5 separate regions of the Homo sapiens genome follow, and regions 1, 2, 4 and 5 are each linked to region 3. A link is a contact called in ENCODE Hi-C data. All regions are on one chromosome and are shown on one strand. The core of a region is the stretch at or near the end of the contact, and the rest is flanking DNA. Distances in the headings are between cores, read along the strand shown.

The links. Hi-C counts contacts between places; a loop is a spot of excess contacts on that map. Pooled maps may share reads with other maps.
Region 1: a loop to region 3 is called in a map with no recorded cell type, with 7 times the contacts of the local background. The contact joins two enhancer-like sites. A Hi-C loop is called at or near these places in 3 of 37 single-sample maps with no recorded cell type and 2 of 50 pooled maps.
Region 2: a map with no recorded cell type shows a loop between it and region 3 (8-fold over the local background). The contact joins two enhancer-like sites. A Hi-C loop is called at or near these places in 3 of 37 single-sample maps with no recorded cell type and 4 of 50 pooled maps.
Region 4: a loop to region 3 is called in a map with no recorded cell type, with 7 times the contacts of the local background. The contact joins two enhancer-like sites. A Hi-C loop is called at or near these places in 2 of 37 single-sample maps with no recorded cell type and 2 of 50 pooled maps.
Region 5: a loop to region 3 is called in a map with no recorded cell type, with 8 times the contacts of the local background. The contact joins two enhancer-like sites. A Hi-C loop is called at or near these places in 3 of 37 single-sample maps with no recorded cell type and 3 of 50 pooled maps.

The regions. Positions count from the first base shown.
Region 1 is chr6:135,013,221-135,015,984 of GRCh38, forward strand. The region is part of intron 4 of HBS1L (HBS1 like translational GTPase); the gene reads right to left. Among named protein-coding and RNA genes, the nearest start is that of MIR3662, 35 kb to the left of the region's middle. Within about 2 kb of position 1,276, at least 3 of the 41 ENCODE cell types and tissues checked have a DNase peak (open chromatin) inside an H3K27ac peak, as active enhancers do.
Region 2 is chr6:134,869,761-134,872,460 of GRCh38, forward strand. All of the region lies in intron 2 of LOC101928277 (a long non-coding RNA gene), which reads right to left. Among named protein-coding and RNA genes, the nearest start is that of ALDH8A1, 79 kb to the right of the region's middle. Within about 2 kb of position 1,396, at least 3 of the 41 ENCODE cell types and tissues checked have a DNase peak (open chromatin) inside an H3K27ac peak, as active enhancers do.
Region 3 is chr6:132,494,437-132,497,136 of GRCh38, forward strand. All of the region lies in intron 2 of STX7 (syntaxin 7), which reads right to left. Among named protein-coding and RNA genes, the nearest start is that of STX7, 17 kb to the right of the region's middle. Within about 2 kb of position 1,320, at least 3 of the 41 ENCODE cell types and tissues checked have a DNase peak (open chromatin) inside an H3K27ac peak, as active enhancers do.
Region 4 is chr6:129,682,877-129,685,656 of GRCh38, forward strand. All of the region lies in intron 1 of ARHGAP18 (Rho GTPase activating protein 18), which reads right to left. Among named protein-coding and RNA genes, the nearest start is that of ARHGAP18, 26 kb to the right of the region's middle. RefSeq lists an enhancer at 1,168-1,462. Within about 2 kb of position 1,260, at least 35 of the 41 ENCODE cell types and tissues checked have a DNase peak (open chromatin) inside an H3K27ac peak, as active enhancers do.
Region 5 is chr6:130,259,598-130,262,357 of GRCh38, forward strand. It overlaps a transcript of SAMD3 not described here. Among named protein-coding and RNA genes, the nearest start is that of SAMD3, 38 kb to the left of the region's middle. RefSeq lists enhancers at 766-905, 1,126-1,245. Within about 2 kb of position 1,359, at least 5 of the 41 ENCODE cell types and tissues checked have a DNase peak (open chromatin) inside an H3K27ac peak, as active enhancers do.

The sequences.
Region 1 (2,764 bases), core at 26-2,525, 2.5 Mb after region 3:
GAGCCAATACATGTAAAGTACATGTAATGACTGGCACATATGAAAGCACACAGTCCGTGGGTCTCTGCCAGTCACCAAAATGCCAACTTCTTTTTCTCATGTGATACCAGGACATTTACAAACACAAATTACTCTCTACCTATCACATATTCATTCATGAAGGGAAGGCGAGAAATGCCAACTGTGTGACACTGAGCTAGGTACTGAAATAAACAGACCCAAGAATGTGGTGAGACATAAGATTAGAAAAGCAGGTAACTCATTTAGAACCATGTCTAATATTTCACTTGATCTTGAAACATAAGAGCCACTGAAGGAATTTAAGCGTTGGAGAAACATATCATACTTTTAAAACTTACTCTGACCCCAGAATAGAAAATGGATTGTGGAGGCAAGATTGAAAGGAAAGCAGTTAGAAGATTGTTGTACAAATACATGTAAGAAATTCTACAGTGATCTAAGAGCAATGGAGATAGAGAAAGGAATATTTAAGAGACTTTACTTTAAAAGATATTACAGTCAGACCTTCATATCCTTGGGTTCTGCATCCATGGATTAGACCAAACACAAATTGAAAATATTTGAAAAAATTTACAAATAAGTATTTAACTACTATTTACATAGTATTTGGTATCTAGATTACTTATAATCTAGATTCCTTTTCATGTAATGGTAATTTAAAAAAGTAATCTACAGATGATGTAGAAGTATACAGGAAGATATGCATAGGTTATATGCAAATACGATGACATTTTATATCAGGGATTTAAGCATCAGCAGATGCTTGATGGAGGGGGGTACCAGAGCCGAAACCCAAGGAAACAAGGGACAAGTGTACAAGGTAAAATCATGAATCCTTGATATCTGAATGAACAGAGGAGATGAGAGAAAGGACAGTCCTCAGATTTTCTGCCAAGAAAGAAAGGGTAGATGGTGATGCCATGAACAAACAGGAAATACCTTCCAGGAAACTAAGAGAAGTCTGCTGGTCAGAATCTTATTTCTCTTACTCCTTTCATTCAGCACAAAATTACAACAGTCCATAAAGGAACTCTGCTTCCTCCTCCTAAGCAGAAACTGTCACCAAAAATTTTATTTTATGAAAGACTGCCTAGATACGATCTTGGATCTTCAGAGTTTTTCAGGTTAAATTATAGCATGTTCTTGGCACTGAGGACACAAAGGTGAGTGACAGACTGTTTTTAGATAGCTTTCATTCTAACAGATGTGATGAACAGTACGATAAGATGAAACGAAAAAAAGAGACAGAGAAATTAAGATAAGTTTCTAGGAGACCACAACCACTGTGACTGCAGCTGAACAAGTACTATAGTACCGGAAATGAGTAAGAAGGAACAGACATGAGAGTCAATACATTAATAGAACATGGAGATTAATTAAATCTTAGGAAGGCAAAACATAGGAACCTCAATGACTGCTATGACTCTAACCTAGACACTGTTCATGAATATAGACACATTTGGTCAGAGATTCCTTTAAGACATACAGATAGAGGCCGGCTACAGTGGCTCATGCCTGTAATCCCATCACCTTGGGAGACTGAGGTGGGCAGATCACCTGAGCCCAGGAGTTCAAGACCAGCCTGGGCAACACGGAGAAACTGTCTCTACAAAAAAAAAAAAAAAAAAAAAAACCACAAAAAAATTAGCTGGGCATAGTGGTACACGCCTGTAGTCCTAGGTACTCGGGAGGCTGAGGAAGATGGATTGCTTGAGCCCGGGAGGCGGAGGTTGCAGTGAGCCAAGATCATGCCACTGTACTCCACCCTGAGCGGCAGAGCAAGACCCTGTCTCAAAAAATCAAATAAACAAAAAACAACCCAGACATACAGATAGAAATCCATAGAAAACAGTTGGATAATCAGGTTTACAGGAATGTTTACCAACATTAAAACACATGAAGCAATTCAAGACCTAGATTGCTTATCGAAAATGAAGAATGAGAAGGCAGCCAATGAAGGAACTCTTAATACTCAATAGAGAGGGAGGCTGAAAACAAGTATTTACCTTCCTCATAGAATCCTTACATAGAATTGAGATTCACATATCATACAGTTGGAGAGCCATATGTTAGAGGTCATTTGGTCTTGTCCATCATTTTACAGATGAAAATTTAAGTGAGATTCCAAAGTTCACATGGCTGATTAGTGGAGTTCTCGCTCTGGTGTTCTCTAGGTTGCTTCCACGGCACCCTCCCCTTTCCACTCTCTGTCCTCTAAATCTCAGGACCTCATGGAAGTGGTATTCCCAAGGTAACTGAAGCAGGGTGATTTTGAAGTTGAATGTATACAAAAACTGCCAACAAAGTGCCTCTAAATGTAAATATACACACACATACTGATTTATTTATTTTTCTTGGGGGACAGAGTCTCGTTCTGTTGCCCAGGCTGGAGTGCAGTAGCGTGATCTTGGCTCACTGCAACCTCTGCCTCCCGGGTTCAAGCAATTCTCCTGCCTCAGCCTCCCCAGTAGCTGGGACTACAGGCACACGCCATCACGCCCAGCTAATTGTTTTGTATTTTAGTAGACATGGGGTTTCGCTGTGTTGCCCAGGCTGGTCTTGAACTCCTGAGCTCAAGCAATCCACCCACCTCAGCCTCCCAAAGTGCTGGGATTATAGGCATGAGCTAACGAGCCCAGCCTTTTTTTTTTTTTTTTTTTCCAGACGGAGTCTTGTTCTGTTGCCCAGGCTGGAGTGCAGTGGCATGATCTCAGCTCACTGCAACCTCCGCCTTCCTGGGTTC
Region 2 (2,700 bases), core at 146-2,645, 2.4 Mb after region 3:
GTATTACGGGCCAGCTCCTGGGTTCTAGATGCCAAGATTTGGTTATATGATTTTGGTCAAATTTCAGGAGTATATTCAGAGAACTTCAATGAAACCATGTTAGTTGGCCGGGGGTGTGGCTCATGCCTGTAATCCTAGCACTTCGGGAGGCTGAGGCAGGTGGATCACTTGAGGTGAGGAGCTCAAGACCAGCCTGGCCAACATGGTGAAACCCCGTGTCTACTAAAAATGCAAAAATTATGGCCGGGCATGGTGGCTCACGCCTGTAGCCCTAGCACTTTGGAATGCCGAGGTGGGCAGACTGCCTGAGCTCAGGAGTTCGAGACTAGCCTGGGCAACATGGTGAAAACCCGTCTCAACTAAAAATACAAAAAATTAGCCGGGCATGGTGGCACACGCCTCTAGTACCAGCTACTCGTGAGGCTGAGGCATGAGAATCGTTTGAGCCCAGGAGGTGGAGGTTGCAGTGAACCATGATCGTGCCACTGCACTCCAGCCTGGGCAATAGAGTGAGATACTGTTTCAAAAAAAAAATTAGTGGGGCGTGGTGGCACAAGCCTGTAATCCCAGGTACTCAGGAGGCTGAGGCAGGAGAATCACTTGAACCTGGGAGGCAGAGGTTGCAGTAAGCCGAGATTGGACCACTGCATTCCAGCCTGAAAGACAGAGCAAGACTGTCTCAAAAACAACATAAAACAAAAAACAAAAAAAAAGAAGAAAAGAAGGAAAACAAGAAACCACGTTAGTTGTTCTGTCATTTTTAGTTAATTTTTTCATTCTCACCTTATGTTGCTAATTCGACATAAAACTAATTTGAGAAAGGATAAAATAAGCTTCAAGCTATAACTGAAGCTTTATTTGCAAATAGTAAGCCAACATATCCAATAGTTCAGACGCTGTGACAATGTATCAGGATTCTAGGATCACCAGGCTGCCTTCACTTTGCATCTGAAACCCGGAGTGAGTGAACAGCAGCAGGGCCCTCCACTGAGAACACAAACACACCTGTGCTTCCTATTTATAGTCACCTGCTGACTAATAATACCCCCACAATGACTTTCCCGTCAAACTTCTTTACTGTAATGTTTTAACCTATGAAATTCCCACTGTAACATAAATGTGTTTATCCCAATCTGTCTGTAACTGGGTGTAAACTGGGAGGTGCTGGAACCAGTTCGCATCAGCTTGCAAGAGCTGGGTAGCATCTCTTCCCAAAGTATGTTCAATGATGTTACACTTTTGGTTTAAAATCAGCATGGTAAAAATATTTACACCACAGAAAATGGCAAACGCTACAAATCAGGGCTTCCTAGACCCCACCTCCACCAGAGCTGAGCTTTAAACATTGACCGGCACAGCACTGGATACATACATCTGTTATTGCTTAACACAAGAAACTTCATCCACACTCCTTCCTGTTCTAGATTGAGTGCACCTGGTGAAAACCACAAGGATGCTTGTCCATGAAGATTTAAAGGTACAGAGTTCACTTAGAGATTAGCAACGGGGACATATTCTATATCCTCACCCCATAAGGTATGCAGGAGGAGAAATTATGCCAAAGTATGCTAGAATCCATGTAACTGCTTTCAGTGTCCAGGATAAGAAATCAAACATCCTCTGAGCTATGACTGTGTCTTAGTCAGTGTCAGGTTCTAACTGAGGTCTGAGGGGAGTCAGTGGGTGAGTGGTGGGTAGCTGGAAAAACACTCGAGGAATCGTAGACAGTTTCGACATGGCTTTACTCTCCCTCTGGGCACGAGTGAGCCCAGGTGCAAGCTGTATGTACAGCATCAGTAGGGTAATTATACCTTGTACAGACAATAGTGGGTCCGAGCCAAGCACAAGCTCATGTGGGTGATCACCTAATGCGCCTCACATGGTGTGATTACATAATGTGTGGAGTTGTGCTCCTGTGCTCCAAACTTGCTCAGTCATGCTGGACTGGATATCTACCTTGGCCTATTCTTTTTTTTTTTTTTTTTTTTTTTTTTGAGACGGAGTCTCGCTCTGTCGCCCAGGCCGGACTGCGGACTGCAGTGGCGCAATCTCGGCTCACTGCAAGCTCCGCTTCCCGGGTTCACGCCATTCTCCTGCCTCAGCCTCCCGAGTAGCTGGGACTACAGGCGCCCGCCACCGCGCCCGGCTAATTTTTTGTATTTTTAGTAGAGACGGGGTTTCACCTTGTTAGCCAGGATGGTCTCGATCTCCTGACCTCATGATCCACCCGCCTCGGCCTCCCAAAGTGCTGGGATTACAGGCGTGAGCCACCGTGCCCGGCCTTTGGCCTATTCTTGACTGCAGCAAATCCATTTTCCTTACACTCCACCCCCTAGGCTGAGCGAGACATAGGCTTTGGACACACAGGTCTGACATATAGGCCTTACATTCCACCCTGTAGGCCAAGGGAGTTCTAGTGGGAGACATGCCTGCAGGGCAGAACCCTGGATCCAGAGGCCACAGCAGTACTACAGGGAGCAACAACTCCAGGTTATGGCGGGCAACCACCCCAAGGTGACGTTACCCCAATGCTGCTTTATACATTAAGCCAGGTTTTTATTTTCCTACCTTTAGGGGCATTGGGGCAGGCAACAACAGGTTACCTTTTGTCCCCACACGTGGTTGGAGAAGGTCATCCTTCCTCCTTCAGGTCTTTCCCTATGGCTTGGCCCCACATGGAATGGTGACTAACTAGCTACT
Region 3 (2,700 bases), core at 70-2,569:
AACAGGTTAATGAGAAAAAGAATGACTGGAGGAAGCAAAATGATAAGGCAGGGAAGACATTGCTAAACAAGTGAGCTTTGGGCCCTAAGACCTGAATGCCAGAAAGAAACCAGTTACATGTAGATCTGGGAAGATGTCTGAAGCAGAAGAGGAGCAAGTGCAAAGGCCCTGAGGTGAGGATGAGCTGACTGTTCACTAAGCAGAAAGAAGATCTACCTGGTGGAATGTGGAGCAGCAGAGCAGCACCATGGGAGAGAGTGGTAGTTGACAAGTGGGGGCAGGGATCAGATCTTGAGGATATTGTGGGGCATGGTGGGGATTTATATCTGATTATAAAAGCCACAGAATTTAACTGTTGCCTTTCAAGCTATAGGATGACATGATCTGATTTACAGTTTTACAGGTTTACCTTGGCAACTATTTGGAGAAGACGGAAAGAGGCAGGAATGGAAGTGAGGAGAACAATTTGGAGACTGCAGTCATCCAAAGAAATAGCAGCAGCTTGAGCATATGTGGTAATGGCAGAGATGGAGAGACACAGACAGATCTGACCGGTAGAACCACTAAGATTTACACTTAGATTAAACAGAGGGAGTGAAGACACCCATTACTATGGTTTGGGGTTGGAACCAAGGGTAAGAAAGTTCATGTTCAGGGCAGAAGCATATGTATGGTTCACAGATAGGAGAGTGAGGGATAAAGCTCCTTGAAGCATCTTGGAGCCACATCTTAAAGATTTAGTTCATAAAACAAAGAATTCACTCATATCCGGCCATAAACACCATGTTCAGTCATAAAGGAAAAGTCACTGAAGAGAAGAAAAGTTGTCACACTCTGTTAAAATTTCCTTGGACAAGATAGCAACTTTCACATCTATCTCTGTTTTATGTTAGCACCTTAGGCATGAAGAAAATCACAATGAAATAAAAACTACTGAAGTTTTTCTCCTCTAAGTGGGGGAAAAAACCATCCAACCACATTTTCAGATGTGCAATCTTAGACATAAATATTTCAAACAGCATTTTAGGAGGAGGGAAGCAACAATTTTTCAACTCTTTTTCCTTTAATAAACTGCCTTCCCATCCCACCAACAGATTACCCCAGAAAAAAAGGAAACATTCTTAATTCCTGAGTAAATATATGGTTCCAGTAAATTCATTAATTTCTCAGGACTGGAGCTCCTTTTTTAAAAAAATATTTGCCCTGGCACCAAAAAAAAAAGTGATAATATTAGCTTCCCTTTTGTGCAGTCATGTGTTAAAATGCAAAAACAAGTGTCCCCTTCACCAGACCCTAACTAATTAAAAGAACTGTGATCATTCTAAAAGTAACAAAAGGGCTCACACTTTTACATAGACTTTTAATTTCATCTCAAAGAACCTTATGGGGACAGGAGCCATGCACCAATTCTTAATAAACAATTTTGAAAAGTATACTTGCAGCATAGGAAGCTAATTATAACACAGAGAAACCAAAAACATCTGTTTCGATTTTAAACTAAAGTCTATGCTGAACTAATACCTTTAATCTGTAGGAGAGATGATTAAAAATGAAACAAGTGAAGATTCAACAAAAATATTTTTCAGTCACCTTCTCTTAGCACTTAAAAGCTTACGTTCATACTTTATGTGCCCCTAGAAGGTTCTGTCTTTCCAAATTTTCTGGAAAAAACACACATCCACAAGCCCATGTGATACATGATGCATATTTTAGCAGAAACTTCTATACTCATAAATTCTGATGAGTAGATTTTATGTTTCCAATATATCTGTTTTATTCACTTTCCAACTTTAGCCACACTACATCTTCCTCTTTCAGGTTATTATTTTAAAAAAAAATACTCAAATGCGAGAATTCACATTAGCACTAGTGGAAAGGCTTACTATGTTATTTAGGAGTTAGGGAAATTTTTATCTCAAGGACTGTGTTTCATAGCTATTCTCATTTCTATTCACCAATTTCCTTCAATACAAAATTTTGTTAATTCTGACAGGATACAAACCTCTGTGCCCCAGCTTTCCCATCTCCTAACACTTAAAAATAATACATAAGCCTTGGTGGAACTCTAGCTAGTCTTGAGTGTGATGGCTTCTTCAATTATGGGATTTTATGAGCATGCATTATGGATTCAGATATGGCAATCAGCCTCTTAACAAAACATAGAATAATCTTGTACCTGTTAGAAGAGTTTCGGGACTCTTAAAAAACTTTGGTTAGAATTATTGCCTGTTAAAGTTTGAAGAGACCATAACCTAGCCCACAGAAAATACACATGAGAAAACCATGTCTTGGAAGGTTCGAGAGCTTACTCAAGGTCACACCGCTATTTGGATCTGATTTCAGGAAATGTACATGCAATCACATACAGCTTGCTTGATTAGAAATGTTTCCGATTATCTCATTGATTTCTTTAGCTCAGCTACACTCTAAAAACTCTGATTCTAATCAGAGAATTGCAAAGTAAATCATGAGAAACCTATGACTAAAATGAATAAAAAGCTGTAAACATCAAATGTTGACAAGGACTTTGAGCAGCACAAACTCTGATACACTGGCTGTACTCATATCTGGTACAACCACTTTAGGACACTGTTTAGCTGTTATCCACAAAAGCTGAACATAAACATATCCTATGAGCCAGTAACCCAATTCCTTCACATACATGCACCAAAAGAACATATAAGAATGTTCTGGGAAGCA
Region 4 (2,780 bases), core at 10-2,509, 2.8 Mb before region 3:
GGTAAACCATATAATACATTTTAATCAAAAGACATAGCTTGATAATATTACTATATTCTATTGATTGTTCTATTTCTTTCTTTCTCGTTCTGTTTCTCCTTTCTGTTTTTACCACCATGGTTATTCACAGACTTATATACTTCAGGAAAAAAAAAGTGAGAAATGTGTTTTGTTTTTTCTTTTTTTTTTTTTGTTTTTTTTTTTGTTTTTTTTGAGACGGAGTCTCGCTGTGTCACCCAGGCTGGACTGCAGTGGCGTGATCTCGGCTCACTGCAAGCTCCACCTCCCAGGTTCACACCATTCTCCTGCCTCAGCCTCCCGAGTAGCTGGGACTACAGGCACTCGCCACCACGCCCGGCTAACTTTTTGTATTTTTAGTAGAGACCGGGTTTCACCATGTTAGCCAGGATGGTCTCGATATCCTGACCTCGTGATCTGCCCAATTCAGCCTCCCAAAGTGCTGGGATTACAGGCGTGAGCCACCACGCCCGGCCTTGTTTTTTCTTTTAATTTGAGGTGGAAGGAACCAGCACAGGGTTGTTGGTTTTTTTATCTGCCAAGTACGGGCTTTTTTTCCCGTAGAAATGAAAAACTATATCTACTTGCATTAGCTTCATTTCATTAAAACATTGATCACACGTTAATAATTTGTGATCAAATTCATTTACGTATAAACAACCAATATCAGATCCTTTCATATTTTGATTAGCAGTATGAATTACAGAGCGGAATGATAACAAGTCAGAGAAGAAAAAAGCCCTGATGAGTCAAAAATGTAATGGAAAATAGAGGTTGGAGATGGCAAAATCTTTCCTTATTTCACAATTTTCTCTGGGGCCAGCCCAATTTACCTTTCACAACAATGCAATAACAAAGCAGCAAGGTGTATCTCTGCCTTGCACAAAGTGGATATGGTGAATGAGAACACCATCAAGAATCATAAAATGATGTGGGCATACCTGGAAAGTAACGTGGAGGTGTAACCACGGCGGGGGGGAGTTCTGCTAAGAAAGGAAAGGTGAGAAAACACTTGGGAGAAAATGGCTTTTGAAAATGTGAATTGAAAAGAGAAGGAGCTCAAAGCCAAGAAACTGACACTGACAGCGCGAGATGATTGAAGTGCAGATTAGGATTGAGTTGGGGCGTTGAAAAATAAAGTACAGATCTGAAAAATCTTGGAGAGAAAAAAATAACAAAGCTTAGTAAGAGCTCCTTGAGCAGGCCTGGGGAGAGAGATGTCAGTGATGACTCAGATGTCAGGAGTGGCAAGGCAGGCCAGCTGCAGGACTGCCAGTGACAGGAGGAAGTAGGAGAGGAAATGATGCATGCGATAGCTAAGAAACACTATAAATGGCTACATATCTGTGGTTTCTCCAGCAAAAATGCATGTGCAAAACGTTCTGTATTCAGTACCCTAGTTAAAATATAACTGTGGGGAGAGCAACAGATTAACTACACAAACTGTTGCTTTAAGATAGCATGCCTAGGAATGTGCATGGGAAAAAAATACTGAGGCAAAATAAAATTCAATTGTGGTTAGCTCTAGAGTAGTATTATATTAATAATATAAGTGACTTTTGCCTCCTCTTTTGTGCTGCTATTTTTCTAAATTTTCTCTATTGAGAATGTTGTCTTGTAGGGCAAAGTTTTGAAAGTTCCTAAGTGAACATGTTAGAATGCTGTGTGTTAGTTTGTAAATTTCATGGAAACACATACACACCAGAACGCATCCACCAACATTAGGTGTCATGGAGCCTGCGGCACACAGAGGGTCCTCCAAAACAGCATTAATATATCCGTAGAAGTCCATGGGAATCATCGTAGTTGGCCATCTGGTGACTTTCACGTGTTTAGCATATAATCAGAAGTACACAGATTGACCATACTTTACCCAAATCATGAAAGCCAAGAAATTTGTCTAATAAATAAATTACTTAACCCGAAGCCTAATACTACCCCAAGGAATTTTTCAGTAAGATCTGTGAAATGCCCTCTAGAATCAGAGAAGATATCAGCACTAAGATATTTGAGTATTAAATACAGTGTTTCATGATCCTAGAAAAGTGGAATGGGTACTTCCAAAGTAAACTGGGCAAATCCAATATGCAAGGTCACTGAAATAGAGAAACGTCATTACTGCTTTCTCAGACTCCGGCGGTGGACACTGGACACAGCGTAGTAATTAACAGGACAGCCTCTGGAACCAGGCTGCCAGGGTTTCAAAGCAGCTCCACCACATTCCTAGCATGTCACCTTGAGCAAGTTTTCTTCACTTTTGGGCCTCGGTTTCCCCAACTATAAAATAGAGACCATAACTATACCTACTCTCATAGAATCATGAAATATAGGGCTGGGCACAGTGGCTCACATGTGTAATCCCAGTACTTTGGGAGACCGAGGTGGGCGGATCAATTGAGGTCAAGAGTTCAAGACCAGCCTGGCCAACATGGTAAAAACTCATCTCTACTAAAAATGCAAAAATTAGCCAGGCATGGTGGCAGGCACCTGTAATCCCAGCTACTTGGGAGGCTGAGCTAGGAGAATCACTTAAACCTGGGAGCCAGGGGTTGCAGTGAGCTGAGATCACACCACTGCACTCCACCCTGGGCCAACAGAGCAAGACTCCGTCTAAAAAAAAAAAATTGTGAAATATAAATGAGTCAATATTCAAATATAGGATATTATAAAGCACACAATACCAGGCAAATTGAAGGTACTGTATAAAGGTTATTGTTACATATTTTTCATTAAAAAGAGATGTCAAAAAAGCCCAGCCTTCT
Region 5 (2,760 bases), core at 109-2,608, 2.2 Mb before region 3:
CAGTGAATAGAAACAGGCCCTTTACCATTGTCTCAGTACCCGATTTAGAGGAAAAGGCCTGCCAGGTCAGAGGAGCACAAAACCTGGACTCAATGTATTTTTTTTAACAAAACTTTTTATTTTGAGATAACTGTGCACTCATGTGCAAAGTTATAGGAAGTAACACAGAGAGAGCCTGCCTATCCTTTACCCAGATTCCTCTAGTGATAACATCTCACAAAACTTTAGTACAATGCTAAAAACAAGATATTGACATTAACTTAATCCACTGAAATTGTTCAATTTTTTTTTGTTTTACTTGTGCTCATTTGTGTGCTGCATTTAGTTCTCTGCAATTTTATCACGTGTTTCAGGTATCTACCACAGTCAAGATAAGAATAAGTACATCATCACAAGGATTCTTCAGTTTTTTGGCCATTTTCTAATTAGTCTTTTGAACTATTGAGTTCTTAGAGTCCTTTCTATATCATAGATACAGTCACATACTGCATAATAATGTTTTGTTCAACAATGGACTACATATAGTGAGAGAATAGAGACAGACCCTCTCATATTGTTTTATACTCAGAAAAGGAAAGAGAAGTGAAACTAAAGGCAGGTAGCCCGGTGCCTAGGAACCAGACCCAAAACCAAGGAACCAGACCTGAAACCAGGCCTGGGCCTGCCTGACCTAAGCCTGGTGGTTAAAATTCAACCCCAGACCTAGCAACTGATGTTATCTATAGATTCCAGACATTGTATAGAAAGACATTGTGAAACTTCCTGGTCTGTTCTGTTTCACTCTGACCACCAGTGCATGCAGCCCCTGTCACGTACCTCTTGCTTGCTCAGTTGATCACGACCCTCTCTCACGGACCCCCATAGAGTTGTGAGCCCTTAAAAGGGACAAGAATTGCTCACTTGGGGAGCTTGGCTCTTGAGACAGGAGTCTTGCCAATGCTCCCGGCTGAATAAACCCCTTCCTTCTTTAACTCAGTGTCTGAGGAGTTTTGTCTGCAGCTGGCCCTGCTACATTTCTTGGTTCCCTGACCGGGAAGCAAGGTGATTGGCGAATGGTCGAGGCAGCTCCTTAGGTGACTTAAGCCTGCCCTGTGGAACATCCCTGCAGGGGACTCCAACCAGCCCAAGCCATGCGGATCCTGAGAGCACTCCCGGGTAGGCATTTGCCCAGTGAGACGCCTCACCAGAGCAGTGTGTGGCAGCCCCCTGTGGAGGATCAACGCAGTGGCTGAACACCGGGAAGGAACTGGTACTTGGAGTCTGGACATCTGAAACTTGGTAAGACTAGTCTTTGGAACTTGCCTACTCTGTTTGAGTGGAAGTGTGGTCTGATGACCCACGGTGTACCTTTATCGGCACTTTGGTTTGGTTTTGGTTTTGGTTTTGACTCGGTTTGAATTGCTTGACAGGACTGGTCTTGGGAACTTGCCCACTCCATTTGAGTGGAAGTGTGGCCTGATCACCCACAGCATGCCTTTATTGGCACTTTGGTTTTGGTTTTGGTTTTGACTTGGTTTGAATTGCTTGACAGGACCGGTGTTGGGAACTTGCCTACTCCATTTGAGTGGAAGCGTGGCCTGATCACCCACGGCGTGCCTTTATCAGCACTTTGGTTTTGGTTTTGGTTTTGACTTGGTTTGAATTGCTTGACAGGACCGGTCTTGGGAACTTGCCTACTCCATTTGAGTGGAAGCGTGGCCTGATCACCCACGGCGTGCCTTTATCGGCACTTTGGTTTTGGTTTTGACTTGGTTTGAATTGCTTGACAGGACCGGTCTTGGGAACTTGCCTACTCCATTTGAGTGGAAGCATGGCCTGATCACCCACGGTGTGCCTGTACCAGCACTTTGGTTTTTGTTTTTGACTTGACTTGGATTGCTTGATACTTTGGTTTTGATTTCTGGATACTCTGATTTTGGTTTTGATTTTGATTTGGTGTAAACTGCAAAAGTGTGTGTGTGCCCTTTTTACCCATTCTTTGTTTTGTGGTGTGTGTGTGGTGTGAGCGTGGTGTTTTGTCTCGAAGAAGCATGGGTCAGGCACAAATAAGCTCACCCTACTAGGAACTATGTTGAAAAATTTCAAAAAGGATTTAAAGGAGACTATGTAGTACTATGACACCAGGAAAACTTAAAACTTTGTGTAAAATAGACCAGCCAGCATTAGAGGTGGGTTGGCCATCAGAAGGAAGCCTGGACAGGTCCCTTGTTTCAAAGGTATGGCACAAGGTAACCTGTAAATCCCGGGCATCCAGACCAGTTCCCATACATAGACACTTGGTTACAGCTGGTTTTAGATCTCTCCACAGTGGTTCAAAGAACTGCATTATAAGCCAGGCAGAGAGAGACAGAGAGAGAGACAGAGAGGAGAAAGAGAGAGGCAGAGAAAGAGAGGAAGAGACAGAGCCAAAAGGAAAGTCAAAGAGAGAAAGACAAAGTCAAAGAGAGATATATACAAGTAGTTAAGAAAAAAAAAATGGTGTACCCTATTCCTTTAAAAGCCAAGGTAAATTTAAAACCTGTAATTGATAATTGAAGGTATTCTTCGTAAGCCTATAACACTCCAATACCACTTTGTTGTCAGTGTAAACAAGGGCATATCTCGAAAGCACTGAGGCCTTCCTATCAAAAATCCTTGACCCAGTAACCTGTGGATGGCCCAAATGCATTCAATTTGTAGTGGCAACTGCTTTGCTAACAGAAAAAAAGTAAGAAAAAAAAAAACTTTTAGAGGAAACCTCATTGTGAGCACACCTCACTA